6 separate regions of the Mus musculus genome follow, and all the other regions are linked to region 2. The links are chromatin loops, found by intact Hi-C in ENCODE. Cell type or tissue: heart. All regions are shown on one strand.

The links. A loop is a pair of places that touch in the nucleus more often than their neighbours do. Peaks named below come from ENCODE experiments on the same cell type or tissue, not always from the same donor. Only the 100,000 strongest peaks of a DNase experiment are listed, where the experiment ranks them.
Region 1: it touches region 2 in a loop (3-fold over the local background); 11 of 42 quality-filtered maps call a loop at or near these places.
Region 3: a loop joins it to region 2, with 2.9 times the contacts of the local background. A loop is called at or near these places in 11 of 42 quality-filtered maps.
Region 4: it touches region 2 in a loop (2.1-fold over the local background); 4 of 42 quality-filtered maps call a loop at or near these places.
Region 5: it touches region 2 in a loop (2.5-fold over the local background); 6 of 42 quality-filtered maps call a loop at or near these places.
Region 6: a loop joins it to region 2, with 2.1 times the contacts of the local background. A loop is called at or near these places in 3 of 42 quality-filtered maps.

What each region holds. Positions count from the first base shown.
Region 1 is chr14:8,090,611-8,095,610 of GRCm38, reverse strand. Htd2 (hydroxyacyl-thioester dehydratase type 2) reads right to left here. Exons shown (of 6, transcript NM_001348727.1): 6 at 3,765-5,000. It overlaps Rpp14 (ribonuclease P 14 subunit), which reads right to left. Exons shown (of 6, transcript NM_025938.4): 6 at 3,765-5,000. Among named protein-coding and RNA genes, the nearest start is that of Pxk, 5.1 kb to the left of the region's middle. In heart, a CTCF peak has its summit at 2,908 (motif pointing left); no DNase peak of the experiment used is centred here; H3K27ac peaks cover 11 bases.
Region 2 is chr14:8,211,060-8,216,059 of GRCm38, reverse strand. It overlaps Kctd6 (potassium channel tetramerisation domain containing 6), which reads right to left and starts at 1,979. Exons shown (of 3, transcript NM_027782.3): 1 at 1,718-1,979. In heart, CTCF peaks have their summits at 408 (motif pointing right) and 1,964; a DNase peak (open chromatin) is centred at 1,949; H3K4me3 peaks cover 2,367 bases; H3K27ac peaks cover 1,424 bases.
Region 3 is chr14:8,077,493-8,082,492 of GRCm38, reverse strand. It overlaps Htd2 (hydroxyacyl-thioester dehydratase type 2), which reads right to left and starts at 2,180. Exons shown (of 6, transcript NM_001348727.1): 1 at 1,981-2,180. It overlaps Rpp14 (ribonuclease P 14 subunit), which reads right to left and starts at 2,180. Exons shown (of 6, transcript NM_025938.4): 1 at 1,981-2,180. In heart, a CTCF peak has its summit at 2,241 (motif pointing left); DNase peaks (open chromatin) are centred at 1,532 and 2,162; H3K4me3 peaks cover 1,725 bases; H3K27ac peaks cover 1,286 bases.
Region 4 is chr14:8,298,264-8,303,263 of GRCm38, reverse strand. It overlaps Fam107a (family with sequence similarity 107, member A), which reads left to right. Exons shown (of 4, transcript NM_183187.4): 2 at 2,031-2,205; 3 at 3,598-3,754; 4 at 4,467-5,000. The coding sequence starts at 2,036. The coding sequence ends at 4,574. Among named protein-coding and RNA genes, the nearest start is that of Fam107a, 9.0 kb to the left of the region's middle. In heart, a CTCF peak has its summit at 2,837 (motif pointing left); no DNase peak of the experiment used is centred here; H3K4me3 peaks cover 359 bases; H3K27me3 peaks cover 1,518 bases.
Region 5 is chr14:8,344,695-8,349,694 of GRCm38, reverse strand. It overlaps Oit1 (oncoprotein induced transcript 1), which reads left to right. Exons shown (of 10, transcript NM_146050.2): 10 at 329-747. The coding sequence ends at 418. Among named protein-coding and RNA genes, the nearest start is that of 2610318M16Rik, 20 kb to the left of the region's middle. In heart, a CTCF peak has its summit at 2,914 (motif pointing right); a DNase peak (open chromatin) is centred at 2,894.
Region 6 is chr14:8,312,062-8,317,061 of GRCm38, reverse strand. It overlaps a transcript of Fam107a not described here. Among named protein-coding and RNA genes, the nearest start is that of Fam107a, 4.8 kb to the right of the region's middle. In heart, a CTCF peak has its summit at 2,310 (motif pointing right); a DNase peak (open chromatin) is centred at 2,911; H3K4me3 peaks cover 907 bases; H3K27me3 peaks cover 2,030 bases.

The DNA.
Region 1 (5,000 bases), 120 kb after region 2:
TGGGCTCATCTCTTCCTACTTAACTCAGTGAGTTCCTTGCCCAACCTCCTGACAGATGGGCTTCAAGCCTCACACAACCTCAATATTCATTTGGCTTTTCTTCCTTCCTTTTTTTTTTTTTTTTTAATTGGAGTTCTGGCCTTGAACTCTTAAGAGACCTAGCGAGCCTCCTGCCTGAGCTTCTGGAGTGGCTGACTACAGATGTTCTGTGCCTGGCTGTCTAGCATTTGAAGTCACACAGGCTGAATTCGGGAAACTCTTCTCAGACCAGAGCTGTTCTAAATCAAACAGGCTTGTGTCTCCAGTTCTGGGCCACATAAACTGATGAGGAATGAGAAAATGGGAGGCTTTGCCTCTTTGCATACATACAACTACTTGGAGGCCAGCAGAAGAAAAAAAAAAAGATTTTTATATTCTGCTATGTTGCCAAATGTTTAGACAGCTCATGGGCTGTTTATCTAACAATCTGAGGCTTGGCCAGATTGATTGAACATAATGGATTTTAGTGAGGAAATTTCTAGCCCTGACAACGGCTGTACAGAATCAGATCACAGAAGCTTGTGAAAACTCAGAATTTCCTAGGCAGGGTGGTCTTACAACTCCAAATGACTTTATTTCTTCAAATAATCATGGGATGGACACTGAGCAACAGATTTTACTCATAATAGTCATTCATATGCTAACATTTTCTATGTCAACACTGGGAAAAATATGTCCAGGGGCATAAGGTCACGATGGTTTACAGCTAAGAGCCACTTTAAAAATAATGTCTGTGGCAGCCAGGTGTGATGGCGCACGCCTTTAATCCCAGCACTTGGGAGGCAGAGGCAGGCGGATTTCTGAGATCGAGGCCAGCCTGGTCTACAGAGTGAGTTCCAGGACAGCCAGAGCTACACAGAAAAACCCTGTCTTGAAAAACTAAAAAACAAAACAAAACAAAAAAAAATTGTTTGTGGAATCTATTCATCTTGTTTAACTGATGGACACATTATTTGGGTCTTCTGCCAGCTGGTTATCCAGCACCAACTCCAAATTTTTCTGAAGATGCTGAGACTTTTGCTCTTGGCAAACCAGATGCACGAAGGGAGTAAAGAGTGAAGTACCTGGAGCCATGTGGCAGATGCTCATGCAGCCAGCCCCGAGATGGTCACACACGCAGCCAGCCGGGAGTGTAACCCAGGAGTGAGGGCACAGTGCCTGGAACTAGGTAATCAGCTAAGCCAGCACACAAGGCAGTCACAGCAGCAAGCTGCGCAGTGACAGTCAACCCCTGGTAGACTGTTTTAATATAAATCCTCAATAGAAGCGATTTAACAGCAATTTTCTCAGGGAGTAAATTGGCCTGTGAATTATACTCTAGGAACATGAAAGAAAAATGACTGATAGTTTGGCACAAAATGAAAACCCACGGTTATCTCAGAGGTGCTGGTGTGCACTTAGAGATTTCTTTTTTCTTGGATGAACACACAAGTCAGGTCCACAAGATAAATGGTGGCCATAGGGGGGCACTACCCATTAATCTAGGATTTGCTGCTGGGAGGTGAGGTGGGGGTGGCGGTGGGGTGAGTGGCATTTCAGTAATATGGAAATGCTTCTAACAGTCTGTTAAGCAATTTTCCAGTACATTAGGCTAAAATTGCTTAAGATGGCTATTCTTTCTGTGGCAATCAAGTATCACATAAAGCGCAGGCTTATAATGCCCCTAATATGGAAAGCGGTAGACAAATTGGGCTATTTCAGTCATTACTTCTGCACTCACTTCCATATGTGACCCGTACAACCAAGGCTCTCTCCCAGCGATCAGCCCCTTTCCTTGTAAGATGGTCACTCCTGGCACCTCCTGTGGGCTCCTCACGGCTGGCTGCTCTAACACAGCACAAGCAGCTCCATGGCCTTGGCTCTGAGTCACCACGTGGAGAGACTCTACTCTGTTTCTAGGGATCAAAGGTCATGGCCACCCCAGACTATTGATAATGGGGAAATGCTCTAAACGAGAAGCTACTTTTAAAGTCACAGAGTGACATCTCTCTCCACTTCCCATTTGGGCTGCATAACTTTTCTTTTGATGGGTTGGGAAAGACACAGATCTTCCTACCCCGGTTAGTGAGTCATCAGCCACTGTGCCTGGCTCTAGTTTTCTAGTCATCTAACTGATCCTTAGAGCTTCCACATTCTGAAGACAATCTCTGAATGGCATTTAGGAAAAGGGTAGGTGGCTTGGAGCAGTGGTACACATTTGTAAGCCCGAACCAGAGGGTCTTGAGTTCAAAGCCAGCCTAGACTATGAGGCATGACCATCATTGGGGGTAAAGGGTGAGAGGCAGGTTTTGGGTGGAAACCATAGGTATAAAATAGGGAAATGCTACAACTATAGCAGGGAATATCAATCTGAATGGATTTAAGAATTTTATTTTAACAAAATACTATTGAAATGGAAAGTACTCCAGGAATGAGAACACTGTAAGATCCAGTGATGAGAAAAAGAGAGCTCAAGCCTGTATCCTGGATGATCCTGAATGACCTCAGACAAGCTAGTAACTCCATCTGCTTCTGTCAATAACACGGAGCTAGTAACTTTATAAAGCTGTTTCAAGAATTAAAATTAGCCTATCAGAAATGTAAAAACCTGGTGGCTACTACGATTAATCATATCATGCTCCATTTATGGGTCTTGCTGCAAATTCCCAGTTGAAAGGTGCGTTCTGCAGGAGTGTGCACTGAAGGCCTGAGTCTAGTGACTTGCCTACAACCAAGTCATTGTTAGCTGACCTCAGCCTGCAATGCTGCCCATTCTGAGACTTACTATAGTACCTTTGCTCTTGGCATTGATTTGGGGGGTTTCTTCACCCCTTCACATACTGGAAGAAGGTACAATAAGTTTATAACTCATTTTAGACACATGACTGCCCTCTAGTGACAAGAATTCTTTCTAGTAAGCTATTCAACTGCTTCAGGACAAAGTGCCTTGCTGAGCAACCAAGAGGCCCCCCAGAATCCATGTTTACAAAAAAAAAAAAAAAAACAAAAAAAAAACACAAAACAAAACAAACAAAAAACCAAAAAAACCAGCATGGTAGCTTGTGTTTATAGATAAGTCCCAGTGCTTGGGGAAGTGGGGACAGGTGGATTCCTTGAGCTCACTGGCCAGCCAGCTTCATTTAATTACTGACATTAATGCCAGCAAGAGACAAAAACACAAAGTGAATCTTAATCTTGTCAAGAGTAATGACACCCGAGCCTGACATTTGGCCTCCACATGTACAAACAAGCACACACCCACAAAAATCTGCTTAAGATGACACAGAAGGAATGTCTTTTCCAGGAAATATGGAGCAGGTGACACACGCTCCTAAGTTTTATAATAGTAAGAGATGCCATGCCTCGCTGATCTTGTATTTCTAATCAAAGCATCTAGCTATGATCAGTTACCATTTAACCTACCGAGCACAGGTAGACCACGGCACATATTTAAGAAGTCCTGGCTGTTAGGGTAACTGTTTAATACTAACACATTTAGCACATTCTCCCCATAACTCCAAGTTCTTAAAAAAAAAAAAAGAAAAAAAGACCCAAAAGCTTGGCCTTCCTCTGCCATCACGCACTCACACCTTTGCCATCACCCACTCACACTTTTTTTTTTCTTTTTGAGACGGGGTCTAGGTAGTCCTGAAACTAGGGTAGGTAGGGTCTAGGCTGGTGTCAAACTCAAGAGATCCTCCTGCCTCCTTTATGTGTGTACACACACACACACACATAAAGGTATATACACACACACACATATAATAGTTTTATTGTTGTTGCTTTTTTTGTTTTTTTTTTTAAGTAGATCCACGTTTTCAAGAGCGGGAGAGAATTAGAACCCTTAAAACAGCACCTTTACATTCCAGATGCTTTCCTTCGGTTTTAAAATACTAACAAACAGATTGGCCAGCTCTCTGAAAGATCAGCATGTTAACCTGATCAATGTAGAACAGCCAACTTCCAATTCAGAAAAGTCACCCAATTCACTCATGGGAAGCCACATGGAAGGAGAACACTGGCTAATATTTCTAGGCCCGGCCCTCTGATGAATTCTGTTTCTATTATTTCCAACAATGCTGCCATGCTAGGACTTTATATAACTGAGTCGTGGCTGCATGGAAACCCCTCACCAGTAACAGCAAAACCCTGAAAGGCAAGTTACAGAGAAATTTGAATTAAATGTCATTTTTTGTTTTTATTGGTTTGACAGGGTCTCTTTATGTAGCCCTGGCTGTTCTAGAACTTGCTACGCACACAGGTTAGCTTTAAATTCTGCCTGCCTCTGCCTCCTAAGTGGGAACTAAAGGCCAGTGGCACCACATGCAACAAAAGATTACATCTTGGTGTAAGGAATTATAAGCCTAGCCCAGAAGCCGCTGAGAAAGGGTCTCAGAATTAGGTGTTCAGAGATGGCTCTACTTGCATTGCTGCAGTTATACTTGCATTGCTGCACTTGGTATACATGGTGGTATAAATCCAGCAAGAAAATCCCTCAACACTGACGTAGACGTTATCAAATACAAATATAACTGTTTCAAATTCTGAAAGTAAAACATGAAGATAGTCTTCCCAATTTAAAAAGATTTTTATCTTACTATTATTGTATTTGTATTTTGCTTGCACGTATGCATGTATGTCTGTGTACCATGTGCAGGTAGTTTCGGCACAGGCCAGAAGATGGTGTTGGATCACCTGAGACTGAAGTTACATACAGTTGTGAGCAGCTATGTGGGTATTAGGAATTGAACCCAGATACTCTGGAAGAGCAGCCAGTGATCCTAACTGATAAGCCATCTCTCCAGCCCCTCTCAATTGTTTTTTTAATTGGAAAAAAAAAATCCAAACCTTGATAGACAATGAGATCTTGCACATATTTAAGTCTGGACAAACCATGCACCAATCTGGAAGTCTCCCCTTCCACACACAGCTTCTGGATATACCAGCATTCCTCCAGGAAGAGCAGCAGCCCACCTCCCCGG
Region 2 (5,000 bases):
GTTTGAAAGTGAAATACTTTTTATAGTAATTGGTTCAGTGGCATCTCCTGGCGTCTTCGGAGTTAACATCCACATACAGGCCAGCACAAGTAGCGAGCGCACAAGGATAATGGGATTATAAAGCTAAATTACCACTAACTAAACCCCTCTCTCAACCTCGTGGGCTAGAAGAAAGGAAATGTAGGCAAAAAGGGAGAAAGTCCTACAAGAAATTATGAATCTTCTGACAGTATCAAACCAGAAGAATATATACTCTCCAGCTTAAGTGCTGTCAGAGTCACAAATCATAAAATTCTACTTTCCCTCAGTTTCCACCAAAATGGGTATTATGACCTTCCCAAAAGTAACCACACCGTTTAAACACAATGGAGGTAAAACTGGCCGACAGGGCAGTGAGGAGTGGCGCTCTGGATTCACGTGCAGCATGCCAGCAGAGGGCTGTGAGAACCTGAGTAGACCGCCCTTTACTACTCGCAGCATCACCAAAATTTAAATAGGTAAGTCAGACACGGTGGGCGAACATGCAGGTTAGGACCAATCTGTGTTCCCACTCTGTCCCGTCCCTGGCCCTCCTTTCCCGGAGATCCCACCGCAGTTGCCGTGAGAAAAACTAAAGGTAAAATGATGTCCAGCGTTCGCAGAGACAAACAGACACGTGAGCTCTCGGGACTTCTAGAAAGCATGACTCAGGGTTGTCTCAAGATAAAGCAGAAGACACACATACGTGTTCCGTTTAAAATAGACCCCAACTATTAAAATCCAGGATGCGACGATGGATCATAGGAGTGACCATAAGACTGCTTTCCACGCTATTGCTTCAGCTAAAATACACTTTAAAAATTTTCAAATTCTATGGCCATCTTTCTACCTACGGTATTACAAAAAACTAAGAATCCGTGTGGGCTCCTGGTTTTCATCCAAAGGGTGATTCTCCCACCCTACCTACTTAGATCTTTACTCTTTTGAAACACTTCTGGCTTTGGGCCTGTAATACCCCACCATTATTCCCATACTAGAATATCTGCAACAGCGAAAAAGATGAGCCTGCCAAGGGGGGTACATTGGAGCAGGTTGTTTGGGCTATCCCAGACATTCTTAGCTAAACCAGGTCACATCGGTCTATTTGTCTGCATCACGAAATCCTGAAACCAGGTTTATCAACTTGCTGTATGTACTGGTGTACAGAACAGAAACATGACAACTTCAGCAGAATATCCAAACAGGATCTCAGTCACGTTTCGTTTCCCCGTCCCACCCCCAGACACAGCCTCCGCTGCCATCGCCCAGCAGGTGCTGCAGGGGCTCCCCACGACCTCGCCAAGGATCACCTCTTAACACCCAGCACTAAATCGCCGTGACATCCCAAAATTCCGGTAAAAAGCTGCAATTTGTGCACAAAACCCAAAAAGCAGAGCTTTAAACTAGGGCAGTGGCGGCTAATAAACACCACTCCCCAAAACACCAACCCTTTGCCCCGCAGAGCCCGCTGGTCCCTACTCCGCGGTCTCCCGCAAGCCAAGCCCGGCCGGCCACGCGCACCGAGCCCCGAACCCGAGCCGGAGCCCAAAGCCCGAGGCGGCCGCGCGTCCCCGATTTCCCCGCCCAGGCCCCGCCGCGGGCTCGTGCCAGCCCGGGGACGCGCGGCCGCCACCCGCCGTTCTCCTCAGCCCGACTTCCCGCAGCCCCGGCCCGCAGGCCCCGCTCGCGCCCCACTCACTGCACGAGCGCGGAGGCGACCCGGCCGGGAGACGCCGGCGGCCCGAGAGCGCGAGCGCGGGGACGAGCGAGCCCGCGCCCCGCGGCGGCAGCGGCGGCGGTGGCGGCGGCGGCGGCGGCGGCGGCAGAGGGGACGAGTGAGCCGGAGCCCGGAGTTGCGGCTCCAGCTGCCCGGCGCGGGCGGCGCCTTCTCAGCAGAGTCGCGGCGCCGAGAACGCGGACGCCCCCTATCGGCGGCGCGGGGCGAAGGCCGGGAAGCCGGATCGCCGCGGGCACTCTGGGCGCTGCCGGGGCGGCGTGGTCAGGCGGGCTCTGCAGCAGTCCCGAAGCCCCGCCTCCGTCCCGTTCCTATCCCCGCCCCGCCCAGGACTCCCGCGCGGAGCTCCGCCCAGGCCACGCCCCTAACTCCCCCTCCGCTTTCAGCCTCTCCTCCTGGCCGCCAGCAGTCTCTTCCCTGCTTGCCCAGGACTCCTTCTCCGCAACTGTTTCTCCTCAGCTGTTTTCACTAAGTCGATAGACCTCATCGCATGCAGGGCTTAGAGAGAAGAGCAGCCACCCAGACCGAGGCGCGTCTCAAGACTCAAAAAAGCAGCCAGTAGACACACACAAGACAAGTTCGAATCCTGGTGAGAGCGGTCCAATAAGAAGGCTGCCTTGGCCGGGCTTGGTGGCATACGCCAGAACTCCGGAGGCAGAGGCAGGTGGATTTCTGAGTTCGAGGCCAGCCTGGTCTACAAAGTGAGTTCCAGGACAGCCAAGGCTACACAGAGAAACCCTGTCTTGAAAAAACAACAACAAAAAAAAGAAGGCTGCCTTGGAGAATAAGGGAAGATGTGACGATCTGATATATATAAAATATTAGTATACATTTAATGTTATTAATATTGATGTAATTATATTATATTAATATATACATAATAATGTAGTTAATATTATTAATGTATTAATATATAAGACTCCTGGCCTTATATATTAAGGCAGGCCATTCTGTAAAGTAATGGCTTAGAGGGACCACCGATCCAGCCTTTTAGGCAGAGAAGAGCAGCCAGTTAGAAGGGCAGAGCTAACTAACGTCATCCTGTGTAATACCTCTGAGGATCTTAGTCTGGATGGGACTGGCAAGGGTAATGTCCCTTCAGGAAGGACATCAAGGCTGCAGGGCTAATTGGATTCCATGCATAGACAAGATGCAAAAGCCACCACTTCTAGCTAGCCAGATCTCAATCCACTTCTACATGGGTGAAAAGCCACTGGCCTTAGAAACTCACCTGGGCCAGGCATAGTAAAAGTAGTGCACATCCTTAATGCCAGCACTTAGAGGCAGTGGCATGTGGGTCTCTTGTGAGCTCTAGGTTAGCCTGGCCCACATAGCTAGTCTCTAGGACAGATGAGGCTACATAACGAGACCCTTTCTCAAAAGAACAAAACAGAAACTTACCTGGTTTACACATCTGCATGTTTGTGAGGTGGTTCTGAAATCTAGTTTTTATATGTATGATCATCATCTAATATTCTATTTTTTCTCCAAAAATCAAATTGATAGGTTAAATAAGCAATGTGGACTTCAACACAATGGACGGCTACATTGACATCTAAGCAAGGATACAAACTAATTAAGAATATGGGAATAGGGCTGGAGAAATGGCTCAGCGGGTAAGAGCACTGACTGCTCTTCCGAAGGTCCTGAGTTCAAATCCCAGAAACCACATGGTGGCTCACAACCATCTGTAATGGGATCTGATGCCCTCTTCCGGTATGTCTGAAGTCAGCTAAAGTGTACTTATGTATAATAATAAATAAATCTTTTTAAAAAGAATATGGGAATATGCTCCTGCAAATCAGGACACAAAATCATACATACAGGACCCCAATGTTGATTTTAATACATACAGTACCCCAATGTTGATTTTAATACATACAGTACCCTAATGTTGATTTTAATACATACAGCACCCCAATGTTGATTTTAATACATACAGTACCCCAATGTTGATTTTTTTTTCCCTATTTTTTTGTTTGTTTTGAGACAAGTCTTCTCTGTGTAGCCTCGCTGTGCTGGAACTCACTCTGTAGACCAGGCTGGCCTCAAACTCAGAGATCCGACTGCCTCTGCCTCCCAAGTGCTGGAATTAAAGGCGTGCGCCACCACTTCCTCACCCACCCTCCCATTCCCCCCCCACCCCCCGGCAGCCCCTACTAACATTGATTTTTTTTTTAAAGGAGTACACATAGACAAAAACTTTGATGACTAAACCATTGAACATGGTATTCCAAGGCAACAGGATACAAATGTTAGTAACTTTTGCAAAAGATTTTCTCAAAAATTATGTGTATTTAAAAATTTATATATTTTGCTTGCAATGTATGTAAGATGCTGCCTGTGCTACTTTCAATGCCTGTGCAGGCCAGAAGATGGTGGTGCATCCCTTGGAATTGACCTTATAGACGGCATTCTTAGCTACCATGTGGAGCTGGGAATAGAACCCTGGTCCTCTGGAAGAACAGCCATCTCTCCAGCCTCCACTTATTGCTTCTTAATGTTCTTCTGAATTTTATTTATTTTCTACAATATGTGGATATTGGACTTACAGTCAGAAAAATACAATGAGTATGGATGTTTGTCTTTGTGGTACTAAAGACTGAATCCAGGACAGTACAAACTAAACACTCTCTGTACTGCTAAACTATACCACTTGTCCCATAATGTATTCTACAAAAAGAAAACATAGAAATCACTGATGATCAACATCTCTCGGATTTGGCATCACTACAATTGAACTGCTTTTAATTTACTGGTATCTCTGGAAAAGTCACCTCCCATATTTCTCCAAATAAAGACCATATATATATTTAAAGACAAGGTTATCACCAAGTAGATCAGGCTGGGTTCAAAGTCACAGAGATCTTCCAGCCTCCTGAGTGCTGGGATCTAAAGCATGTACCACCACACTTGGATAGGTCTGATCAAGGTTATATAGATAAAATAAATTACGTTTTCAAATTTATAACTTAATACAGTCACTTTAATTTTTGTATAATAATGTTTTACTCCTAGTTTTAATAAGGCTGGAGGTGTGTTTAGATTTCTTGTATGAATAACCACAGAGTCCAAAAGCAATGACCATTCATATTCTCACCTAGTCTTTATCTAATTTTTTCCATTTCTCTGCTGACTAAGCTTACCCACATTGAACTGTATACCACTTCCGTAATGACAGGCATCACTAACTGGGTCTTTCGCTCCTAACATGACATCGGTAAGTATGATGGGAGCTCTCAGCTCT
Region 3 (5,000 bases), 130 kb after region 2:
TAAATTAAAGATTACTTAGGGCTGGATAGATGGCTCAGCTGTTAAGAGCACTTGTAGAGAAGCTGGGTTGATTTTCCAGAAGCCACAGGGTGGCTGACATCAGTTTGTACCCTAGTTCCAGAGGATCCTACACTCTTTTGTCCTTCCTGGGCACTGTAGCAACATGGTACAGTGGCACAAAACAGGCAAAACACTCATATACATTAAATAAAAATAAAGTAACCTCAAGAAAATGACTTAATGACTTCTGCATAGGCTTGAGTTCTCAGAGTAAGACAGTTCTGCCCCATGCAGGCTGTACAGAGATGGAGGTGCCCTCAGATCAGGCATCACACTCAACGCTGTTGGTGCCGTCTACTGACAGCAGGAATGTTCACAAACATCTTACTAGCAACTGCCTCTTACCTGAGCTTTCAATCTCCTGCCCTCTCTCTAAGCTACACTGCTGCCACTGTGGGGTTAAGCTACATCACAAGCACTGTAATGCTCTGAAGTTTAAACATTGTAATGTAAGAGTAAGGTCTAAGCCTTCAGGGCATGGCTCCGATCTCTTGTTCAGCGATTCCTCCATGGCCTCAGTTTCTGTCCTCTGTGAATCAAAAATAAGGACATGGCTGCTCCTGGGTCTGGTTAAGGAGAAAGTTTACTGTAGCTATGAAGGAGAGCACAGCCAGAGGTATCTGGAAGGGTCCAGCCTGAATTTGGCCAATAGAATAGACTGGCCATGAAAAGAGCAAGAGAAAGAAGAGGGACCAAGAGTGTGCAGGATTAAGAGATGCACCAGAAGCCGGGTGTGATGGCGCACGCCTTTAGTCCCAGCACTTGGGAGGCAGAGGCAGGTGGATTTCTGAGTTCGAGGCCAGCCTGGTCTACAAAGTGAGTTCCAGGACAGCCGGGGCTACACAGAGAAACCCTGTCTCGAAAAGCCAAAAAAAAAAAAAAAGAGAGAGAGAGAGAGAGAGACCCACCAGGAGACTGCATACATAACGCATAATCGAAATGGCTGACTTACATAGGAAAGAGAAGCTGAGGGAAGTGAAGCGAATCTCGGGAGCTGGAGACGAGAGGTTTAGGGCAGGGGAAGGGGTGTGTCAGCCAAGACCACTCTAACAGGAACTTGTGAGTATGGGCTGAGAGAACCTAGAGGCTAGCATAGACTTCGATATACTAATAGGTAACCATCCAGGTTAATGGAGAAGCAATACGGCTTTTGCCAGAAATAAGACTCCTTTTAGGAAGTAGGAACCACCTTCTTAAATCCCTGAAGGAATCCCGACCTTTGTCTAAATGCCGGATTTTTAAGGAAAGGATTAATTAATTTGTTTGTTTGTTTAGCGTTTATTCCTCTGTGTAACGGAGTCCTGAAACTCACAGATCACCTGCCACTGCCTCCTAGGCGCTGGAATTAAAGGCGTGTTGAAACAATTTCTTAAGACCTAACACTCTGGGCTTCCTCCTCCTCTTGGCCTCGGCATCGCCTCTGGGTAGCCACGTGTCTCACACTCTCCAGCCTCTCTGATCTTACTCAATGTGTCCCACTGCCCATCCTATCTATTATGGTACCATACCCTCCTTGCCTAGTTCTTGCAAGTTCTCCCCTTCTGCTTCAGTGTCTGCACTCCGAAACAGAGATCTGCTTCATACCCTAGTGCTTCTCACGAACTCACGAACCGGTGTCTTGAACATTTGGGGGACACAAGACATAACTAAAGCAATTGTTTAAAAAGCCGATCCCCTACTGCCGAAGAGTAAGATTGTTCCCAACCTTGCTCCATTAACAATCGCTACTGACTTTGCGCCCACATCAAGGGCAGTGAGCCCAGCAAACGGCCGGATCAGCCCTCCCGGTCACCGCCTGTATCCGGGACCTAAGCCGCGCTGTACAGAGCCCGGCGGTGGCTCTCAGACTGACACTACAGCAGCGAAGAACCTGAGGTCCGCCACACTTCCACCTCGTGCTCCCGCGTCGCGCATGCGCACCTGCCCCGCGAGGCTAAACCGCCTCGGCCCAGGACGGAGAGGATCACTGGAATAACCGCGTTCCTGACTCTTGCACGCCGCTAGAATTCGGCATGGGTCGGAGTTCCCACGCAGCAGCCCAAGTTCGGACCTGGAAAACTGGTGATATTTACATTCGCACCGCCCCACAGACGCATAACAGGACGTGGCGTCACCGCGCCGCGTCGGTCACTGAACTAGTGCGTAACCCTCAGCGGGGGCTGAGGACGAACAGGTTCTGCGCCCTCTAGCGTCCACCCTCGGAACTGTCGTCAGACACTCTTCATGGTCATTTATTTCTACATTTATGCTCAACAGGTTATATCAAACAACCCCTCTCCTTTCTTGCTTTCTCTTTCTTTTTCTTTTTTGCAATGCCAGGGATCAAAACCACAACCTTGTCTATACTAAGCAAGTCCTCTACCACCAAGCTAAATCTGAGCCTTGCCATCTCAGGAACATCCGTGTCACGCACTAAAGACAAGATCGTCTGTCAGTTTCCCAATGTGGCTCCTAACATACACTAGAGATTCTGTTTTGATGTGGAAAAATCCAGCTGCTCCTATTTCCAGATGTAAGTAATTCCACTTCTGTATCTAATCACCAAGTCAGAATCCGTTATGCATTAGCGACTATTCTGAGTGCTGGCAACTCCGGAGAATAGGATATGGTCCTTGTATTCATGTGACATACCGTGTATATTTAACAGTTATAATAGCAACTAATATTTACGTTTGGGCCAGGCATTGTGCAGAAGATTTCACGTAAGTGATCTAATGGAACCCTCAAGCAACCTTAAGGCAGCTATTATTGCAATAGTCCCTGTTTTACATAAGGGAACTGAAGGCCAGAGAGAGACTAAATTGTCTGCCTTTGATGGTTGCCAGTGTTAATACAGATTATCTGCTTTGGCCAGTATGATATTTGTATATGCTAGGCCCAGGGAGTGGCACTGTTGGAGTAGGTGTGTCACTGTGGGCGTGGGCTTTAAGACCTTCATCCTAGCTGCCTGGAAGCCAGTCTTCTGCTAGAAGCCTTCAGATGAAGATGTAGAACTATCACCTCAGCCTGGAGGCTGCCATGCTCCCACCTTGATGATAATGAACTGAACCTCTGAACCTGTAAGCCAGCCCCAATTAAATGTCCTTTATAAGAGTTGCCTTGGTCATGGTATCTGTTCACAGCAGTAAAACCCTAACTAAAGCAGCCAGTGTTGTCCAGACTAGTTCAGGAGCACCATCTTAACCCAACTGCCTTCTGAGGTAGTCTCTGGGTATGGGAACTTGGTGATGGCTCATCACCATATTGCAGTCCTTGGCACCAGTGGTCACACAGCTTGAGTTTACTAAAAAGATGAGCGTTGATTTGGCCTGAGTGGGACACAGTAGTGATGGTAACAGTATGCCTTGCACAGCCAAGCCTGTGCCCAGGTAAGTTGGGGCCTTTCCTGTAATTGGGGAAAAAAAACCTGATATTTTTGTCCCCTAAGCTTTCATTCCTGCCTTGGCCATGCTCTGAAGTCGTGGCCTCTGTTTCCTCTCCTTCCTGCCCAGAGGAAACAAGGCTTGTTGGGGAATAAGGGGGAAAAGCTAACACAGACCCCAGAGAGGGGCATTTTCTTTCTCAAAACTAGTTTGTATTTTGGTAATTATAGCAGAATTTTAGCAGAACTATTGTATCTGACATGAATCGGAAGTTATGGTACCTAAGCTTTGAAGAAATCTTTTGTCAGTGATTATTATCTGAGATTTTATGAGTGTTTTGTTTTTGGTTTTGGTTTTTGGTTTTTGGTTTTTCGAGACAGGGTTTCTCTGTGTACTCCTGGCTGTTCTGGAACTCACTCTGTAGACCAGGCTGGCCTCGAACTCAGAAATCTGCCTGCCTCTGCCTCCGGAGTGCTGGGATTAAAGGCGTGCGCCACCACGCCCATCTTGAGTGGTGGTTTTTTTGTTTTTGTTTTTGTTTTTTTGTTTTTTTTTTTTTTTTTAGACTCTCAGAGTCTTTGCATAACTCAGTTCCAGGATAGGCCTAGCAAACTAGGAAATATCTTACGGCTGAGATTTGCTTAGGTGATGGGTTTTTCTAGACAACCGCTAAATAAGACAAGAAGTCTTGGTATGCAGAGTTTGACTTGCAATTCTGTAACAATAGAAACAACTTGAAGCTGGAGCTGGGGAGGGCAGAGGAGGGAGGCTGAGACACAGAGCAGAGGAGGTGGCAGGGGGACTGGTCAAGTCTGGATGTCTATCTGAGGGCCTGCCCCCCCCCCCCGCAAATTGACAACAGGCTTATACCCAAGCAGGACCCCTAAAAGTCCCTGAAATGCCGTAGTTGCCAGAACTGTGCTGGAATCTGTCCTCTGCTGCCAACCCAGCTTCTTCCCTTCTTGTGTAGACGGATCACCAGCGACTTCTTGCAGAGTTGTAAGGGGGAAAAGAGCTGATGCACTGTCTGGTATCCAGGAAACTATAGCGGGAAAGAGTCTCTCTGGGCCAACAAACTACTCTTGCCAGGCCGTGTGACCCAGAAAAAAAACAGACGCACATGCATTTTGGGTTTAATCTTGTTAATCCAGAGTTGAGGACAAAAGAGATACTTTGGAAAAATAAGTACTTTGCTGTTTAATCCTTGTTTTTTTTTTTCAATGAAATTCTATTATTTTACTAGGTACTATGATGTATCTGGATTAACAAGAGAGCCCTGACAGAATCCAGGCATCAGGGAGATTCCACAACTTTTTAAATTTTTGGTGCAAAAATGAAGTTTTACCCAATGGTCTTTGAAACCCACCTGCAAGCCCCCCTTTGAGTTTCTTAAATCTCCTCCCACAAGTTCAGTGTGGGGTTTTCTCTCTTGAACGTTTAAGTGTAACATCACTTTAAATCAAACCACACAAGGGGACTGCCTAGATGGCTCATCAGATAAGGGTACTGACTGACAAGCCCAAGACCTGCGTTGTATCCCTGGTACCCACATGGTGAAAGGGAAGAAAGTTGTCCTCT
Region 4 (5,000 bases), 87 kb before region 2:
TTAGACCTCTGGTTCCCCAAGATCAAAACCTCAAGTTTTATCACCAATTACCTATCACAAATTACCAACCAACATTACTGAGTGTTCACTGAATATTACATCAAATACTATCTATGTTCACCACACAGAAAAGGCTCAAACCTACCAGCCAGGCCAGCTGACATGCACTGGTTAGTCCTGCTAGCACTACGGAGGTGGACAGTGTCAGAAAGGGGGTTAGGGTGCTTCCGAAAGCCCAGCCTAGAAAGGAGGCAGAATCTGCCCTAACATTTTCTGTAATTACTCTAAACTGCTAATCACTAATCGCTAATGGCTAACAGCCAGGCAGCGACTGTCGTTGTTGTCGTCGTCGCCCCACCCCCCCACCCCGTGACTTGTTTTTATAGAACTCTCCTCCCTCTGCTCCCCTCCCCCATTTCATTTCCTCTCCTCTCCTCCCCTCCTCTCCTGTCCCCTTCCCTCCGTCTAAGCATTTCAAGTATCAGGAGCTGTCTGGGGCAGAGAAGCCTTTCTGCCTAAATCTAAAGTACATTGACAAATATCCAGGTACTTGGTAGAAGTGGGACACATGAGTGTGGCAGGCAAGACAGTAGCCGTGTGTTTGTTACAGGGGCACAGCAGCATTTCACATACTATTCTCTGGTGTGGAGAATAGGGAACCGCACCTCTGCCATGACATCAGAACTATGGCTAAGGAGGTAGACAATAAGAGATGATGCTTTCTTTTATCATAGCATTTATCCAAATTGTCTTTAACTGCTACAGATTGTACACGCGCATGCACACACACACACACACACACACACACACACACAATTTACACCTTTTCCTTTCCTTACACAAGTTTGTTGAAAAGCAGAAACTTAAACGTAGTCCTTTTTGCTGTTTGGTATTTTTTCTCTTCTGTCAGTGTCTTGTCTTAGTAAGAGTTCCCAGCACACAGCAACATGCCAGGCTTTTCCCTGGGTGCTGGGAATCTAACTCAGGTCATTATGTTCACATTACTATTTCTGTGATGAGACACCATGATCGAAAGCAACTTGGGGAGGATAAGGTTTATTTGCCTGGCACTTCCACATCACTATGTATCATCAAATGAAATCAGAACAAAAACTCAAACCAAGCTGGAACCTGGAGGCAGGAGCCAATGCAGAGGCCATGGACAGGTGTGGCATGCTAGCTTACTCTTCATGGCTTGCTCACAGGATGCTTTCTTATAGCACCCAAGACCACCAGACCAGGGACAGCACCACCAATAATGGGCACCCTCCACATTGGCACTTATTACGAAAATGCCCTACAGGCCTGCCTCCAGCCTGTTCTCATGGAGGCATTTTCTTCAATTGAGGTCCCCCCTTAGATGACTCTAGCTGCTTATGTCATGTTGATGCGAAACTATCAAGCACAGCCAGTGACTATGTAGTTATATGTACTCGTGTGTGTGTGTGTGTGTGTGTGTGTGTGTGTGTGTGTGTGTGTGTGTGTGTGCATAGCCACATGGAGGCCAGAGGTCATCCTTGGATGCTATTCCCCAAGCACTGTCTACCTTGCATCTTGGAACAGGATCTCCCACTAGGACATGAGGTTCACTGATTAGGATAACAGAGTGGCTGGTGAGCTCCCCATGTCTCTACCTCATGGTGCTAGAGTTCCCAGCACACAGCAACATGCCAGGCTTTTCCCTGGGTGCTGGGAATCTAACTCAGGTCATTATGTTCACATTGCAGACTCTTTGCTGATTGAAACATCTCCCCAGTCCCGTGACAGCTACTGTGAGCCTTGGTCTCTATTCACTTCTGAACCCCACCTCCCAGAGAACATCATCTCCAATAATCACAACAAGCTTTTTCCCCTTGGTGGAGTGACCGTTTCCCACAATAGAGAGGCAGAAAGCAAGACTTGCATTATCAGGTAGCTAACCCAAATTGCTCAGAAGCCACTGTCTGTGTGAGAAAGCCCCCACTAAGCTGCACCTCAAAGGGTGGGCTGGAATGTGGGACGTGAAGTAACGTTACTTCCCATTACTACAGCCTCCATGTACTCAGAGATCCAGAGGGAGCGGGCTGACATCGAGGGACTCATGGCCAGACCAGAGTACAGAGAGTGGAACTCAGAGCTCATCAAACCCAAGAAGCTGCTGAACCCTGTGAAGGCTTCTCGGAGCCATCAGGAGCTGCACCGTGAGCTGCTTATGAACCACAAAAGGTAGGGTGGCATCCAGCTGGCTGGCTTAGAAAAATGCTTCTTAGAGGGGCTGACCTAGCCATTGCCTGGAACCCCAACAGGGTCACCAGAAGAAACTGTGTGAACCTGAAAGCCCTACCCATTTGCTGTGTGCTTAGATGCCCTACTGTGTGCAGGGCACCATGCCCACACCTAAGATACAAAAGACGGAGACCCAGTTTCTGCCCTCCCCAGGGGAAAAGAAAGTTGCTGGAAGCTTTAAGTGAATGTGGGACCCCAGAGGGGCTACTGGGATAGGGGGACTATCTATATGACATCATGGAAGAGAGGATATCTAGAAGGCCTAAAGCAGGGGCAAGAGCCAACCCTGCTGAGAGATGGGTCGTGTTGGCAGAGAAAACTGGAGAGAGAGCACATAAATATTGTAGAGGGTTCAGGTAGTGATGGCTCTTTCTCAGCCACACCCTCTGTTGGGGGAGAGCATGGCAGTGAAACACAAGAGTCGGGGGTGGGGGGAATGGGCTATGACACATCTGTGATCAGCAATCACAGGATGTCAAGTGTAGGAGAGGGTGGCTGAGGGGCCCTTGAGAGGCTAGAGGCTAGAGGCCGAAGCTTATGGTACCTTCATGGCGCCCTCTGCCGGCTGGTTGTTGTATTGGAGCTGGACGTGATTTCCATTCTAAGTCATGCGACAGATACCGCTGGCACATGGAGCTGATTTTGGGTTTGTTTTCTACTAATATTATAATATTGTCATGTTCTCAGTTGTTTTTGCGATAATCATTCATTTCAGTATCAAAAGTACCACCACGATGGAAAACAGCTTCAGGCAAACTGAAATATTTGCAATATAAATAAATTCTATTGAAAATTACATATACAGTATGAAATATTCATATATTCGTGTACCTTAGTCTACCAGGAAAGGGTAAGCAAAATGAGTGGGATTCATATGCAAATGGGAAAATGTGAATGCTAGAAACACTTTAAAGTTCATTACATGTGACTGGTAATTAAGGAAACATGAAAACCAGGCATTGTTTTTTGTCTCCTAGACTTAAAAGAGTTGGCTTGTAAAATGGGGGTAAATATATATTTTTGTAAGGAAATTAAATCCCATGAGATTTTAAGAGAGCGAAGGCCAGCATTTCCGCCATCAGAAGCTCTAGTAAAATATCCAGCAACCATGTGATACCTGGTCTCTGTCTGCAGCCGGGTCTGAAATTCTCACTCACCTGTTGTACTGCACCTGCCCTGCTGTGTTGTGGGAGGGGGGCCTCTTTGCCTTTCTATATAGCACGGGGCAGTGAGATCGCCCCCTTCCGGTGTTTCCCAAACGCTCTAAGAGATAATACAGGGACTGTGTCCCAGGCTAGGAAAGAGTCTCCTCACTGTTCTCCTTACCCGCAGGGGCTTGGGTATGGACAGCAAGCCTGAGCTGCAGCGAGTTCTAGAGCACCGTCGCAGGAATCAGCTGATCAAAAAGAAGGAGGAGGAGCTAGAGGCCAAGCGGATGCAGTGCCCCTTCAAGCAGGAGCTGCTGAGGCGGCAGCAGAGACTGAACCAGGTGGGTGGGAAGCGTCCAGCTTCCGTCTGAGCCTCCTCCAAGAGGAAGGTCAGCATGGGACCTAGAATCTACCTCTGCCCTGCTGTGTTACTCTAGTCCAGTGGCATCACTTCTCTGACCCTCAGCTTTCCTGTAAGGTCTATATCCTGGAAGATAGATCTGCTCCCCGAAATGCCCTGAGAGCAGGTGGCATTTCTATTTCATAGGTGGGAGGGTCTGGGGCCAGAGGAAGATGTGATTTGAACCAGTAAACAGAGACATCTGGGTTCTTGTGTTTTGGGAAGGCTGGCTGGGGACATGGATAGTGACAGAGATGAGGTACATTAAGGGAGAGGAAAGCACTCTCCAGAATGGATATGGGCTACAAGATCAAAACCTGGGGCTGCCAGCAGCCTGACCCTTGAGAGGTCATTTGCACATCACCTCTCCCCATATTCGGAGATGGTGGGATTTCCTCTTGGGTACTGTTTTGATAATGTTTCCTGAAGTGAGGGTAGGGGGTTTTTTGTTCATGTTAATCTTTATGACCCTCTTTCAAGTGTATACTTGCCTGATACATACCCCAGCTTTGGGGTGGTTTGTAAAACCCAACCCAGGCTTTCCCCATTGACAGGACCCTTGGTCCAATACCATGGCTTTTGAGAATAGAAACTCTACCCCCACCTCCAGAACCAACCCTGCCAAATTCACTCCTTGTGTTTCTCCGCTTCAGCTGGAAAACCCACCACAGAGAGACGAGGACCACGCCCCTGAGTTCATCAAAGTCCGGGAAAACCTACGCAGAATCACCACACTGACCAGCGAGGAAAGAGCACTGTAGAGCTCCCTCCATCCAGCTCCTGCCACTTACTCTGGCCCAGCCCTCCTCCAGCCAGTCTGAACCTGAGGACCCTAGCCCACAATGCTGCCAGCAAGGCACACCTGAAAGGCCAGCTATTCCTGGGAAGCTGGAGACACACACACACACACACACACACACACACACACACACACACACACACAGAGGAAGGTCTCTGGACTTTTCTTTCTGAGCACCTAGCCTTCTTGCACCAGAGAGGAAGCCACTGCCAGGAAAGACCTCCAGAGGTGCCATCCCCGATCAGACTCACTGATATTTCCCTAGCAGAAGTGAGGAAGAGGGCCAAGTGTCCCTCCATTCTGCCTCAGTTGCCCAATAAGGCCTATTTCTTGGAGCAGCTCAGCTCCTAGTGTTGGGAACAGCTCAACTCTGGCTTAGCCTGAGGCC
Region 5 (5,000 bases), 130 kb before region 2:
CAAATGCGCACTGTTACGATCCCCCTTCTCCATGCTGTTTCGGTCATGATTTGGGATTCTATGGGAGGTTAGTGGGGGCTTTGGAGGAGAACGGCAGCTCCCATGCTTTCCCAGTCCTTGATGAGCCTGTGGGGTGTAGTAGGCTCTGACCCCATTGCTGAGACCCAGAGCAAGTTGTGGTCCTGCCCTGAGCTTCTGGCCCCATCTGTAAAATGGGGCTATGGCAGAGTAAGTGAGCCCTCTGAGACTCAAAGTGCAAATGCTTTCTCCATGAGTCCTAGACAGCCTTGACCACTCAGTGTCTGAAACATCTCTCTTCTCTCCCTAGTTCTTAAAGAACAACCCAGAAACAAACAAATATGACGGATGGCCGGAGTTGCTAGAGCTCGAGGGCTGTGTGCCACGGAAAGTAATGTAGGGTGGCCTAGGGAGCCAAAGAAATGCCCAACGGACTTGAGAGCAGAACCCAGGAGTGCTGGGTCTATGCTGGCAGGAGCTGACTGGGAGGAAGAAAGAAGCCATATGGTACGCTCTGATCATCCCCTGCACACAGTGACTCACTTCCCGTCTAAGGAAGCAACAGCCTCCCACTGCCCCATAGTGGCCATCTTGAGGATGGGCGGCCATGGGGCCTGTGGAACCGGCTGTTGGTAGAGAGAACAAGACCTTCCAAGACTGCCATGGTTGTCTCCAGAAGGACTGGCTGCCTACACTTACTTGAGCAGAATTAAATTCTATTTTTGCTGATTTTGAACGTTTCCCATCTCTCCCATTGCTGTGATTCTCCCTGGGAACATACTGGTCTAGTCTCAGTTAACAAGGGGCCTGGTCTGGACAGGTAGGAGACAGCTCATTTGGCAGCTGGGATGGAGCCTGAAGCCTAGTTTCCTGGAATTTTGGGCAGGCAGGAATGAACTTGGTTCCCAAGATGGACAGGAGCAGGGGAGCCTAGAAAACAGGGCACACAGACCGTCATCTTGATGTGCCCTTTTAAGGCAAGCCAGAGCTGGAGCAAAAGAGGAAGGGAAAATGTCTGCAGTACTAAACAGGTCTCTAAACATCTGCCTGGCTTTGGGGTCCCGAGAGGCAGAATCTAAAGGAAGCATGCAAGGACAGGCATTGTGTTTGGGGTAGGGGGCGGCCAATCAGGGGTGTTATTAACCCTACTGCTGGAGACTAGAGTGAGCTTCCACCGTGAACTTTGGGACTCTGTAGAGCACACCGCACAGAGATGGCATCCTTCAGACTTGGTGGGGGGGTGCTGGTGGTGTGCATCCCTGGACACTTCTTATCCACCCCATGCAGGGACAAGAGGCCACCTGTGTCTGCACAAGGGGTCAGTGGCCAAAAGATGTCAGTGCCAGCTGACAAGTAGGTGCAATGAAGGAGAATAATCAAAAGACATGCATGGTGATAAGACTATGGATTAGGATCCCTAAGAGGGTCCAGTTCTCAGGTTCTAGACCAGTGGTTCTCAACCTGTGGGACATGACCTCTTTAGGGGGTCATATATTAGATATTCTGCATATAAGATGTTTATATTTTGATTCATAACAGTAGCCAGATTATACTTAGGAAGTCTCAATGAAATAATTTTATGGTTGGGGTCACCACAACATGGAGAACTCTATTAAAGGGTCACAGCATGAGGAAGGTTGAGAAGCACTGCTCTACATCAGATCCTAGAGGTGCTCATAGAATTGTGTGCTGAAGACTTCGAGCTTTACTGGGGGAGAGCCCCAGTCTTGAGTGGTATCTAAGCCCTGCCAGGGAAGACTTTACATGGGACAAGGCCTGGTGAAGAGAAGACGTTGGGAACCCTGGACCAGGGGCCATGGTGGTGTGAGACACAAGTGCCAGTGTGAGAGCCTTGAGTGAGCTGAGCTGAGGAAGGAGATAGCTGCCCAGCCATTCCAGTAAGCGCCTCTGTTCCAGACTACCCTAGAAGGTCTTCAGACCTCAGAAAACCCCTGTGCCCACACCAGTATAGTGCATCAGAAACCCACCATGGGAGGAACATGGCAGCCAGTTTTCATGAACACATTCCTGAAAAGGCATATTTACAACGAGCAAAGATAGCCTATAAGATTTAAAAGGAGCCAATAAAGTCTCCAAAAAGCAAGTTCATGGTTAGCGTATAGGACTTGGCAGACAGCCCTTAGCAGTGGTCACTATTTTCAAGGGACCTGGGTGGCCATCTGGGTGTATGTGGAGACACTGTGCACATTACACAGGGTACCAGAGGAGGTTGAGACCATGTAACCAGCTTAGAACTGAGTAAGGAGACTCCCTGGGATGAAGGAGCTTGGCGAAGCAGCAGAGGAGGGGGGAACAGCACTACCGCATCCAGGTCCTCTCACCTATGATGGCTTCAAATGGTAGCACCCACAGGAGCCCTCTGTAGAGAGCCTAGAAGTCAGCTAGCAGCAGTGGAACGGAGAGGTGTGTGTTCGGATGGGCAGACCTGTCTGCGAGCAAAGCCTGGGAGGACTACAGGGTAAGTGGATGAGCTGAGTGCCAGTTTTCTGTGCATGGCAGAGAGCTTGGACCTGGGACAGTGGTGTCATGGATGTTTAAACTAGACATGGAATGGTTAGGTCTACCATTTTTATAAAACTCCATGTTATGTCGCGGCCAGGAGGCCGAGAAGCTGCACAAGATATGAGCTAAGTCAGGAGAGGCCATGTGTGTGGTCTAATTCAAAAGGTAAAATGGACGAGACTTGGGGTTGACTTGCTCATCGCTGTAGACAAGCCTCCAAGAGTCTCTGCGTGCTGATGCTGGGCCTCAGGATTTGAGGCTTGTATGGGCTTCCTGGCTCCCTGCCAGGGCTAGGCCTGTTGTGTACCCTGAGAGTGACCTTAGGCCAAATGTGACTTGAGCTCTCTTGAAGCTGCAATTCTGATTCTCGCCAGCAGATGGCAGCATAGGAATGAAAGGGAGGAGGACAAGGTGCCTGGCTCTTAACTCTTGGAAAGCGGTTTGAACTGGCTCTCGGGGTCTCACCAAAATGAGAAAGACTCAACACTTTATTGGCATCATGATAATAGCAGCACCTTGCCACTGGAGAACTGCAGACTCCTAGAAGCTCTGCCCAGAGCCAAACATCAGTACTACCTCACTTTATCCTCAAGGTATCATGGAATAGGGACCACAATATTCCCTTTCACACAAGAAGGTTCAGAAAGGTCAAGTGTTCTGTCCAGACCCACACAGGTGAAGTGTCTCCCAATAAGACCAGGAATCCCACTGTCTGTCACCACCTGAACACACCCTTCGGATACCTTCACTCTGAGGGAAGTGTTCTCTTCCCCTCCTCTCTTCACTGCCTCTCCTCTTCTCTGTGTGCCCCTGAATGCCTCTGATGACATTTGAAAATTACACAGAACCTTGGGGACCACACCCCAGCCCTATGCCATTGTAGCTTTGGGAAGAATAGAAACCAGTTGGTCACAGTGTCTCTTTCCGAAGCTTGCCCCCTCTGTGGTCCTGGTCATCTCCCACTGGTTACTGGAAAGGAGTAGCTATTTATTTCCATTTTGCAGATGAAAAGCAAGAGGCTAGGGGGTGTGGAGCCACCCGGTGAGAAAGTACCAAGAGGGACCCAGAATCCTGGCCCTCCATTTCCCTGAGGACAGTCCCATACCTCCAGCTCTCGTAGTGTGGTCTGGACATTGCACTGGGTCCTTCTGCCCAGAGCTGGGCTTCAAAGGCCAAAAGAAGGCTCAGTCACTAGGCCCCCATGCAGCCAGTAAACCTGACTTCAGCAGGAGACCAGAGAGATGAGGGAAATGTAATGAACGTGTGGCCCTCCTTCCCTTCTACTTTACCAAGAGCAAGGCCAGTGGATAATTAGGAGATGGAGGGCGACTTCAGGTTGACTGCTCCAGCAGATGGCCATCTGGGCCCTTTGCAACCTCTCTCCCAGCAGGAAGGAAGCTGAGCCCATGCCAGACTGTACTGGAGAAGAAAGGAGTGCGGAGCAAAGGCACACAATGTGGGCTGGAGAGAATACAGCACAAGAGCTATGGAATTCAAATTTGTCATGCAGTGATGTATGTGTGAGTATGTGTGCATGAGTGTGCATATGGGTGTGAGTGTATGTGAGTGTGTGCGTGTGTGATTGCATGGGTGTATATGTATATGTGAGTGTATGTATGTGAGAGTGTTATGAGTGTGTGTGTGCGCACGTGTGTGAGCATGTGTGTGTGTGTGTGTGTGTGTGTGTGTGTGTGATGTGCATATGCATCCCACAGATGTATGCATATTGAGGCCAGATGTTGATAAGACGATTTCCAATGTCACCGTTCACTTTGTTTTTGAGACAGCGTCTCTCTGTGTTAGGGTTAGAGGAACAGACGTGATGGAATGAATCTCTGATAGAATGATATGTACCAAAGGGGTCATTATAGTGGCTTGCAGGCTGTCATAGTGGCAATACTTGGTTGTCAACTTGATTACATCTAGAACTATCCAAAACCCCCAAATGGAGAGGCATACCTGTGAAGGAGTTTTGCTTAACCCGAAGTGAATAGATCCACTTCTAATCCAGATCTTGAGGTGGGAAGGCAGACCTTTAATCCTTTGATCTGGGTAAACTCATGTCTAATCTGGGCCAGGCCCACTGCTAGAAACCTGCACAAGGACAGATAGAAGGAACTTTTGCTCTTTGCCTGATTGCTCTCACCCTCACTAGCAAATCCATTCCTTCACTGGCAGCAGAGCCTACCTTAGGAAACTGTTGTCTCCTGAAGACCAACTAAGACATCCAGCCTCGTGGACTGAATGGATTAGCTGGACCACAGCCTGTAAGTCATTCTAACAAATCCCCTTTCTGATTATAGAGAGATATTTATTTGTTCCATAAGTTCTGTTATTCTAGAGAACCCTAATATAGCTGAGTTCTGGCTCACCCAACAATGGCTGTCTCCCAATGGAAAGACCAAAAATTTAGTAGCTGTTCAGTCCATGAGGCTGGATATCTCAGCTGGAACTTGTCA
Region 6 (5,000 bases), 100 kb before region 2:
CTGTGGACGTGCAATGATTGGAAAGGAAACACGCGGCGGGCTTTTGAATTTTGTTGATGACAGGTGCTCATCTCTAATTTTTTGTTTGCCTATGCGCAGATAAGCACTGTATTTTCTACTAGGAATACTTCAAAAGTCCTTTATTCAAATAATAATATGAACGAATATATGGTCAGCATAAAAAAATTTGGAAAAACATAGGGATATACAAGAATAGGACAAAATGCCTTCGATTAAGGCTTGGGATGTTTCTTTCCTTTAGGAACTAAAACTCCTACTGGTCGGGGTTTTAGGGAAGGTGAAAATTGCCCTCCCAGGATGTGATTCGAAAGAGTCAAGGAACTTGGCCCTTTTGCTTTTTGCCTTGGACAAGGAGCAGGTCTCAGCTAGTGGTCAGCTGCAGACTATGAAGCCAGAAGTGCTAGGGCGGTTTTGCTGTGGTGGCTGCTGCCTGGGACACCAGGGTGCCTAGAGCTCATTGTTTCAGAGCCTCGCCCCTGCCGCGAGAGTTAACGCCCACCAAATTAGTAAGTGGTTTGAACAAGGGTTGCCTTAAGCCCCCTTATGTAAGACAATACCTAGCCAAGGTTTCAGAACGGACTGCACCTTCGGGGTGGGGGGTGGGGGTGGCAAGGTTTAACCCATCCCAGCCCGCACGGAGCCAGTAACCTCCAATCAAGGAATCAGATTTCAAAAGTTCCCATAAAACTGGCAGCAAGATCGCTAATAGGAGGAAGGCCTTGAGCTTTTCTCTAGCTGGAACTGCTATTGTGGACTGTCTTTCTCAGCTTTCGGCAGACAAGTCAGATCTCCAAGGGTCGGTCACAGGTTGGTCCATCCCACCCCCGCCCCCACCCTCACCGCCCCACAAAGCGACAAAGGCCTCCTTGAGGACCGGGTGCTTACAGATGGAGCACTCATTAAAAACACCAAACATTGTCTAGTTCCATCTTCGCAATGCTAACAGAGCCCCTAAATACCCTCTCCATTAGTAAGTAGATAACCCCAGAGAGCTGCAACAGCAGCCCATGGTCTTTAGCAAAGAATCTTTCCACCCATCTCAGAGGTAGAAAACACTTTCAGACTCAGGGCTACTTCTCCAAAGTCAGCCTGTCTTCCTAGGACAGAAATAACGGCAATGATTCGGTCCATCTGTTGCTGTCATTGTCTTCATAAGGCTCTGCCCCTGTCATCTGGCCGTCCTGATTCACTCCTGTACTCATCCATCTGATCATTATTGGCCTCAACTACGCACTCTGTCTTATGGGAGGGACACAGGATGCGTAGATAGACAGAGCAGGCATGACCTTCTCCTGGGGATGTAAGCAATACCCACTCCTGCTGGAAAACGACGAAACTGGAACTCAGATGGTAGCATGATTTGTCTATGACAACACAGACAGTTAGGGATGACAGTGAGATTCAGATCTACAGCCATGAACTCAGGAATCATTCTCCCCACTGTTCAACACAAAGAAAAACAGAGGAACTGGAGTGAGGTGCCCTTTCAATGTCCCCAGGAGAGTATAGTATGCAATGGGAGAGAGCAATCGTATCCTTGGATAGCAGCCTTGAGCCTCACCCAAGTAAGAGTATACTACTAGAAAAACACAGAGGAGTATAGTGCCACTTGGAGGGTCATTGCAAGCCCAAGGCTAGTGTGGGTTACTTAGTGACTTCTAGGCCAGCCCGTGTGACCCTGTGTCCAACGAAAACAAGCATAACAGCCATGCAGGCATCCACAGCTATTTGGAGAACTTGAGAAGCCAAAGGGACAGAGCTTGCCCCCATAATCTTATGCTAGTCACACTAGCAGCTACGACCGGCTACTAGTCATACTCGAGGATGTTGCTTTCTTGTTTCCCCATGCATAGCTGACCTGTTCATTTGCTTCATACTGAATTTCCAAGTTTTCACTTGAATGGCACTTTGATGCTATTGCATGCGGTATTAAGATGGTAGCTGCCACTTAGGCAGGTAGCCCGACTCTGGTCCAAAGGATTCCATGCCCTATGGCCGCTGTTCATCAGAACAATTGCCCCATTTTAGAGATGAGGAGGGCAGGTTGAAAGTCACCTAGCTGTTCAGCCATGGATCCAGGGTTGGTGTCTGGGTTGACACCAGATACTCATAGCCCCCCTGACTGGAAGAACTCACTATGTGATATAACTCATGCTCACTCATAGCTAAAAAGGTGTTTATTGTCCCTTCATAAATGTCTCCCTGGCATGTGTTACTGCCACCCTAGGTAGGAAGGCTTCTTTCTTGCCGTGTAAATAGCAGGACACTTCCCCAGGGGGCTGTATTCTTTGTTAGCCACCAGGGGGCAGAAAACCGCCAATCCACTACTGCTACCAAGGAGCACTACATTAAAAAAACAACAAAACAAACAAACGAACAAAAATCTGGACCCTGGTGCAATTTGAACCTCCTGTATTGTAAATAGTTCCAAACATAAAATGGATGCTGTTGTACTAAACACCTCCATTGCTTCCCTGATGTTCTCTACCACCATGCAACCATGGGCATTCTGAAATTGTATGGGTTACTATGATCTTCCCATCATACCCATGAGGAGAGAGAGAGAGAGAGAGAGAGAGAGAGAGAGAGAGAGAGAGAGAGAGAGAGAAGCATGAGAATGTGTCCTGGTTTGTCTCGCAGCAAGACAACTAAAATAAGGGTAAGATCACTCTTAGAGACCAAATTCACTACGCCAATGGCAGCAGGTTCAGCTTTCAGAAAAAAAAGGACTCTTGGTTCTTGCTGCCCTGCCCCACTTCCTGTGTTCACGATTGAAATCCCTCCCCACCCCCACCCCCGGGGGGGGGGGGCGGTAACTGTTTCCCAGTTCAAACTTGGAAAGGCAACTCTTCACCAACTTCTAATCTCTCTGTGGGCCCCATGGCAAGCTCTACTGCCAGCAAGCTCCTTCCCCTGCCCCAAAGTCCTTTCAGCAGAATATGTTCAGAGTGGCCAGAGAGGTGGCCAGCTTGATCCGGGCACTGTTTTTGTGGGCTTTTTTGGAGACTGAGACTCCAAAACACAGGGTCAAGGAAGAAGTTTCGAGTTGCTGTGGAAACTTCTCTGATGTTTGCCGGCCCATCTGAATTGCTTTTGACGCTACTGGACTGAAGTGAACTAAGCTGAAAAGAAAGAAAAGCTGTTTGGAAGAGTTTCCTGCACTACAGGGGGAGATGCCCCACACTCAGCTATGCCTCCCCCGGTCTTCAGGACCCTCTCCTCTCATACTTCTCAGAGCCAGGAGTGAGGGTGGCAGGGAGGCTGTGGCAGTCTCCTTCAGTCCTCCAGCCCACTATGGGGCTGAGTGAGAATTCTGCCTATCAGCTTCTAAAGCTCTTCATTTCAGAGAAGGTGGAGGGCAGAGAGGCTCCACCTTGACCCCTGAAGAGTTCTGGAACACTCTCCAGACAGGTTCATTTGCTCAGGTCTCCCTCTTCTTCCATGTTACAAATGAACATAGGATTTCATACTGATTTTCTTTTTTGTTTGTTTGGTTGGTTTTATTTGGGGGAGGGGGTTGGTTTTTTCGAAGCAGGATTTCTCTGTGTAGCCCTGGCTGTCCTGGAAATGACCCTGTAGACCAGGCTGGCCTCGAACTCAGAAATCCACCTGCCTCTGCCTCCCAAGTGCTGGGATTACAGGCGTGCGCCACCACTGCCCGGCTCATACTGATTTTCAAGACAGGTGCTTGGAAGAGGTGAGTTCCCCTGCTCTGCCTCCTTCCTGCTCTCCTATGATAACAAAGATATAAAAGAAGTACAATGGGTTTGTTCATTATTAAACCACAAACGTTACAGAATAGTAACAAAAGAATAAGGGCTTATAATTTTATTTTATCAAAGAGTAGCTCTCAAATGTTAAGACCAAGAATTCCTGAGGGCAGTATGCAAAATTCCTATTCCTGGGCCAGGGGGCAGGCCTCAGTGGTAAATAACTTATGTAGGATGCCCAAGGTCCTGCTTTTGAGCCTCAGAAATGCAGACAGATAGACGGACAGACAGACAGACACACACACACACACACACACACACACACACACACACACTTCCCTGTCTAGGCCCCCATCAAAAGTCCTGATACAGTAATCTGTGAGCCTATGCCATACTCTGGCTTGCACACTCCAGTGATACCTAGCTATAGCAGATGAGATTTATTCTCCTAGAACTGACCAGTGCCGACAGATTTGTTTACATAGAAATAGGTTCTCTATGTATGCATTTAAGAAGAGAAAGGGAGGGGATCATACTGCATGTTTTCCCTACAATGTAGGGGACATCCTTTACAGGTGACATGCTGATCTGCTGCACCCCATGTAAGGTGCCACAATCTCTGCTGTGGACAGTTGTGGTTTGAACAGTGGTGTCTCTGATTGCCCATCTCCTGTGCAGTGTCATGAATGCTCACACACTGCAGCAAGCTCTTGGTATCCATCCTTTGGATGTCTTCAGGTCAGCTGATTTTGAGCACTGCTCCCGTTGCTTCTAAGACAGAAACATGGTGGAAGCCTTTACCATATGGAGTTCAAGGGTGAAAGACAGGGATAAAATGTACCCAAAGTCACCCCCTCCCAGAGACCTACTTCCTTCCTTCTGATAGCCCATTCAACTGTGAGCCCATCAGTACACTGATCCACTGATCTATTGCTGAAGGTAAGGCCATCATGACTAGTTGTCAATAGCACATCTGGAGACGAAGCCTTCAGCACCGAGCCTTTGTGGGGAACACCTCACATCTAATCCATAGCAAGCATCTCAGTACTGGGACAGAAGTCAGGATAACTTAAGCTAAGGCCCCTGATGTTGAGCTGCCAGCCTAGTGGGTGAGCCTGTGGGTCTGCACCCATGTTGGGCTATGACAAAAACCTTAGTTGGAGCAACACAGTTGTGGCTGCACAGAGAAAACGACACCTTGCCTTCAGGTTTCTTGCCTAAATGTCCTTGGCCATCTGTTGTCCTGGTCCTGCAACCAGGACTTTCTAG